Linked DNA regions of Homo sapiens: region 2 is linked to region 1. Evidence: chromatin loops called from intact Hi-C (ENCODE). Cell type or tissue: dorsolateral prefrontal cortex. All regions are shown on one strand. Links, peaks and the distances in the headings refer to the core of each region. The heading gives the core; the rest is flanking DNA. Region 1 overlaps TAF4 (TATA-box binding protein associated factor 4). Region 2 overlaps CABLES2 (Cdk5 and Abl enzyme substrate 2).

Region 1 (2,926 bases), core at 173-2,672:
GGTTACACAACACAGTAAATGAAATCAGTGCCACTGAACTAGATACTTAAAATGGCCAATTTTATGTAAATGTACATTTTACCCAATTAAATAAAAGCCCAATGGCAGCTGGCTCTGGGAGCAGCCCTTGGTGTTGAGCGGCCAGGGGCCCGCGAGGCCCTCACCTGGCTGCAGTGGGTTCAGCTGGATCTGCTGAGGCGTGGTGAGCATGATCCGGTTGTGAGGCTGCCGCAGGGCGACCATGGGTGTCTGCGTCAACGTCACCTGCGGGGGCCGGATCAGGGCTCCTGGCTTCGGAGGCTGCTGGATGACCTGAGGCAGAGCCAGCAGAGAATGGTGAGCATGCTCCCCGAGGGCCAGGGGCCACTCAGTCCCTAGCAGGAGGTTCTTCCCTTCCCTTCCTTTGCACCCCACGCCCCCAGTAAGAAGTCCTAGGAAGACCCCGTGTGCAGCTCAGCCCCAGCAGGCTGCAGGACCATGCTCTGGCCATGGACTCGGCCAGACCAGGGCAGGACGTGGGCGAGGGGTGCCCGTGTGAGCACAGAAGGGGCAAGCGGGAGCAGATCTGCTGCCTAGAAGCTGCCCCTGGGCATTGGTCAGGGCCTGGAGGGGGCGGGTGGCAAACTGATGCCTGCTGACCTCAGCAACCCAGGATGGAGCAGACCACTGCCCCCCAAATATTAGCAGAGGTGACATTGTTGCCTGGTGGCTACAGGTCAAGTGGTTCTATCTCATCTGAATTTTCTTTTTTCTTTTCTTTTCTTTTTTTTTTTTTTTTTGAGACAAGTCTCGCTCTGTCGCCCAGGCTGGAGTGTAGTGGCATGATCTCGGTTCACTGCAACCTCTGCCTTCCGGGCTCAAGTGATCTTACACCTCAGCTTCCCGAGCACCTGGGACCATAGGCACCCACCATGTCTGGCTAATTTTTGTAATTTTTTTTTTGTAGAGATGGGGTTTCACCACATTGGCCAGGTTGGTCTTGAACTCCTAGGCTCAAGCGATCCTCCCACTTTGACCTCCCAAAGTGCTGAATTACAGGCATGAGCTACCAAACCCAGCTCCCTTTCTGAATTTTCTGTAAGGCGGCTGAGGGCTTTTCTACTGGAGTGGGGTTAGAGTTCCTAAGTCCTGCCTGAACTTGGCCCTCAAGGGCCTCCACCCACTGCTCCCAGCATGGCCAGCTCTGTCCGCCCAGCCCCTGCTGGGCCCCTCGTGGCAGGGTCTGCCCAGCTCTGCTGTCATCCTGCCTCTCACTCTCACCTCCGGCACAAGGCAGAGATCCAAAACCTGGCAGCACTGACCATGGCCTATGCTCTGGCCCTGTCCCCAGGATGCTGGGGCCTAGAGACACTGGCATCCTTGTCAAAAGCCAATGCTCAAGTCCATAAGGCCTGGCCTCAAACCTCTGGGCCCAGGTGCTTCAGAATTTAGTCGCTACCATTTTGCAAAGGTGCCCTGGCAGGTAAACTCTATGCTGCAGAACATGTGTGGGGACCTGGGGAAGCGGCCTATAATGCAAACATGTCTCCAACGAAACAGGAACACCCACACTGGACAGGAAGAGCCTCAGGCAGCTCAGGCAATGCTCAGGCCAGGCCCTGCGGCGCAGGGAACCTGCCATCAAATGCCCGGGCCAGGCCCTGCGGTGCAGGGAGCCTGTCATCGAATCAGGGAGAAGCCTGGGTTCTGCCTCCACAGGCTTCAGGGTGCAGGCAATGGATTGGATGCCCTGGATCCCACTGGCTGTGCTCTGCAGACTCACACGTGGTCAGGAGGAGCCCAGGGAAGCAGAATGCAGAGGTGATCCTGCTGCCAAACACAGCACCTAATTCTAAAAACACCCATGCTGCTTGTGTGTGACTAAGCACCAGAGGTCAAAACTTGGCAAGAAAATGATTGCCCACAGGCTGTGCCTGCTTAAACAGAACCCACCTTTTTGGGTAAAGTAGCTCCACTGACTAGTGAACAGGGAAGTTCTGTCCTTACACTAAAGCAAGAGGCACGGCACATCTCTTTCCCTCTGGAGTCAAAAGGCAGGCAAGGAAGCCCTCTCTTTACACAGGCGCTCAGCCCTTCCCTGGCCTTTATAAGGGACACCCTCCCTCCATGCCATTTCACCCTGTTCTCCTCGCTATTATCAAGACAAAAACAAATGCAACTTGAACAGAGCACAAGAGCCAGCCCCCTAATGGCTACTCCTCACCCAGCTGGTTCTGATGTGTACACCATCACAACACATACCAGCTCATGATGAGGGAGCCCGCACCATTTTGTTGTTTAAGCTGTCTTTAGAGGAAGAAAACACCTCTGAAATTTTTTTAAAACTGCCCCTCTACGTTTGGTGAATCCCTCTGCCCATGAAAGGGAATGTGCTCAAAATGTAATTCTTCTGGCAAAGACATCCTTTCTCTAGCTGCAGAGCAAACGTCATGACTATAAAACCAAGAAAGCCAGATCCAAACTGCACATAAGTGAACCGCTATGAGCAGCCGCGGCTTCGCCTCCCGGGACTCACCTAAATCCACCCTGTGCTGTGAGCTGCTACCCTGCCTCCAGTCTCCTGCCCACCTGTCCCACGCAGGTGCCCGTGTCTTACGCTTGGACCGCTGCTCCTAATCCAAGAGAACATCTATCTACAAGATCCTCTAAAAGCACGCTGCATTCATTTACACCAGTAACATCCCCAGACAAGGCAGGGCGGGGACGTGCCGGTGGTTCAAAGCCAACTCAACTATTTCATTTTACTGAGACAAAATACAACATCCCAGGGCCTCAACCTCTGGTTTCTATTTTAACTATTTAAGGTAATACCCAAGCTTCCTCTAGCAGGAGGCTTCCTGCATGCTTGGAAAAGGTTTCTGAGCCGTGGCCAATTTATCTAAGAAGCGGGCGGGAGCAGAGGCACGGTGGGCTGTGCAGACCAGTC
Region 2 (2,876 bases), core at 104-2,603, 390 kb after region 1:
TAATGACTAAATCTCACTACATGAATACGCAATCTTAAATTACTGTGCTTATCAGCCATTTCTCGCATTCATGTGTAGGAAAAACCATGGAGACGTGTCCCTGGAGGGCAGGTTGTAAACTGCAACAGTTACTAGGAAGTCAGTCCTTTACATGCTCGTAACATGGGCGAGCTCTTGAGATGGGATCTGGGTGGCAGGAGAGGTTGCTTTTCAGAGGAAAGCTGCCTGGGACCCAGCATGGTGGAGCAGCTTTGAAGCTGAGTCCCCTCTGGGTGCATACTGGGTTCCAGGGGATGATCCTTGGCTTGAGGGCAGGCTGCTTGATGGAAGGGGACGCTCCACAATAAGAAAGAACAAAGGCTTTGGTTTGTCCTCATCCTCCAGTCTGTCCCACACACCTGCCATCTCTGGGTTTTGGTGGCCCCAGTGAGTGGCTGTGGAAAAGGAGGAGGGCCAGGTGGGTGCTGGCAGCTGTCCTGCACCACTGCTGGGGTCGGGTGGAGTTGCTGGTGGAGTTCTGTGATAGCAGAATTGGCATCTCCTTTCTGCGGAAGCACCAGTCTGCACAGAAAGCATAGGATGTATTGTATTAATGGGCTAGAGACAAAGTCGTCCCAGAGCCCCTCCAGGGCCAGGCAGGTTTATAAGGTAGTGGTAGGAAAAAGCTTGGTGGCTGAGGCAGTGGCCAGTTTTGAGACCAGCTGACCCCCCATGAAGAAAAACTCAGCAGTCCTTGGTTATTCAGTGTTTTTGATGAGGCAGCTAGCTGGAGCGCTGGACCATGCAGAATTTGTTGCAAGAACTTCAGACAGACGTGGAAAAACTAGAGATGGGGCCCTGCTGGCCTGCACAGAAGGGACAACGACCACCATTTGGGGTCCTTTTAGCATGGTGGGCTGCCCTGGCCGAGGTGGCCAAGATGGCACCTGTTTCCTGCCTCAGAAGAAAAGGCACTGACGCACTGACCCTTTGAGGTTGTGTGGGGTGTGGTCAGTGCCCTCCTGCCTGAGGGTCAAGTGTGTTTTCAAGTCAACTTCAGCAGACCTCATTTAACCATTTTTTGTTCCCTTAAAAAAAAAAGACCCAAAAAACCAAATCCCAATAAATATGTTATTTTTCTCCATCACAATATTGCTTAGAAAAATAAGAGCCGGCAAGCAGCAATTGTCCTGGAGGCCCAGAGTGTCTCCTGGTGAGAGGCAGAGGGTAGAGCATGGCATGGGATGGGCAGCTGTCTGTTGTGCCGTCGGTCTGTAGGACACAGGGGCGTTAGGATTTCACAGTGACACGATGCTTGAAGAACAGAGAGGTCCAAGAGTCCAAGAATGAGATCAAAATAAATCAGGAGACTGCTCCCGCTGGCCTAACTGGACACCAAAAGCTCCACTTGGGATGCAGTGAGGTGGGCGGAGAAAGCTCTGGAGGAGCTCGGCTTCAGGTGGCAGGGAGCCAGCGGCACAGTTGGTGTCGGGAGATGCTGCTGGGGAACCCGAAAAACCACATCTCCAAGATGAATGCCTAAATAAGTTAAACTCAGCCATTCCAGTGTGTTCAGTGAGGTCTAGAAACCCAGATCTCCACCCTGACGCTGTGGTGGCTGCGGTGGTTTGCAGAAGGCGAGGCCAGGGGAGACACACTGCAGCCGGCTCGCTGCTGCACGCTGTGAACAAAAGGTCCTGGTACCAGGCTGGTCTCAGGCACGTGAAAAAAATACCAGTAACAAACCTCACATTTAGTTTATGTAAAAATGCAGGAGAATTCTCAGAAATCCCCTCGGAGGGACGGTGCACTTGGGGATGAAAGCGACGTCTCTTTCCAAGGAAATGGCAAAGAGGCAAAAAGGAAAGCTGCACCAGCGGAGGCCAGGTGCCTCCTGCTAGCAGGTGCTGGGGGTGCTGGCAGGAGGAGGCGCGGGGCTTCAGTGGGACACCTCCCAGGCCGGCAAGTGCACCTCGGTGCCCTGAGCCTTCTGTGGGGCCTCTGCTAGAACTGCTGGGTGAGGCGCCTGTAATGAGGTAACACTTGGTTCTCGGGAAGATACAGGGCCAGCTCCAAGGCCACGAGCACTGTGAACTCAAACCCTATCAGGTCGCGCCTGTTGAATCGAAACCTTTCTTCTAACTTCTGCAGGGGAGAAGAGAGAAGGGTTACACGGGAGCCTTCCCTCTTCCACATTTCCCACCCGGCCAGCCCCATCCCAGCAGTGGCCCTGGCTCGATGTCATGACCCTGCCTGCAGTGCCTGCCGAGCCGGGCACTCACATCGATGAGCTGCGTCACGCCGCTCTTGCGCAGGTCACTGCTGATCTTGGCAGCCAGCAGCACGCAGGCGCCAGCGCACAGCTTGCGGTTCTGTTTGCTGAGCTTGCCCTGCAGGACCAGCTTCTCAAAGTACACGTAGGCCATGGCCACCGTCACGGGCTCCAGGCTGCACTCCTCCGACAGGCTCCGCATCTCCCGCTTTAAGCTGTGGGTTAAGACAGAAGCCATGTCCCTGGGGGCTCTGGCTGGGGCTGAGGAGGCAGCCCCCTGCCACCACCAACCGAGGCTGGAGCGATGTAGCTTTGGGCCGCAAGAAACACCACCGCATCCTTCAGGGGATGGTACCCTCCGCCGTACCATGTATAACGCCCAGGGCAGGGCGCATGGGCAGGGACCGGCAGGCTGGGTTTTGGCTTCCCCCGTCCCGTGGGTGGGCACCCATGGCAGCTCCCACCTGTGCCTGGTGGGTGGAGCCACAGAGGACAGGCTCTGCTCTCGGTGGGGGGCAGTGGTCTCTGATGAGGGGTGGTTTTAGGAAGAGCCTTGAAGGGAGGTGCCAGGGTATTGAGTGAGCTGCCCTCTGGAACACTGGGGCAGAGGCCGGCAGGGCAGGCC

What was found. Hi-C counts contacts between places; a loop is a spot of excess contacts. Peaks named below come from ENCODE experiments on the same cell type or tissue, not always from the same donor. Only the 100,000 strongest peaks of a DNase experiment are listed, where the experiment ranks them.
Region 2: it touches region 1 in a loop (2.8-fold over the local background); 27 of 110 quality-filtered maps call a loop at or near these places.

What each region holds. Positions count from the first base shown.
Region 1 is chr20:62,003,567-62,006,492 of GRCh38, forward strand. TAF4 (TATA-box binding protein associated factor 4) reads right to left here. Exons shown (of 15, transcript NM_003185.4): 8 at 165-312. Among named protein-coding and RNA genes, the nearest start is that of MIR1257, 51 kb to the left of the region's middle. RefSeq lists enhancers at 1-304, 305-805. In dorsolateral prefrontal cortex, for the core only: no CTCF peak of the experiment used is centred there; no DNase peak of the experiment used is centred there.
Region 2 is chr20:62,388,988-62,391,863 of GRCh38, forward strand. CABLES2 (Cdk5 and Abl enzyme substrate 2) reads right to left here. Exons shown (of 10, transcript NM_031215.3): 9 at 2,262-2,466; 10 at 1-2,124. The coding sequence ends at 1,984. Among named protein-coding and RNA genes, the nearest start is that of RPS21, 3.3 kb to the left of the region's middle. In dorsolateral prefrontal cortex, for the core only: no CTCF peak of the experiment used is centred there; a DNase peak (open chromatin) is centred at 1,458; H3K27ac peaks cover 857 bases.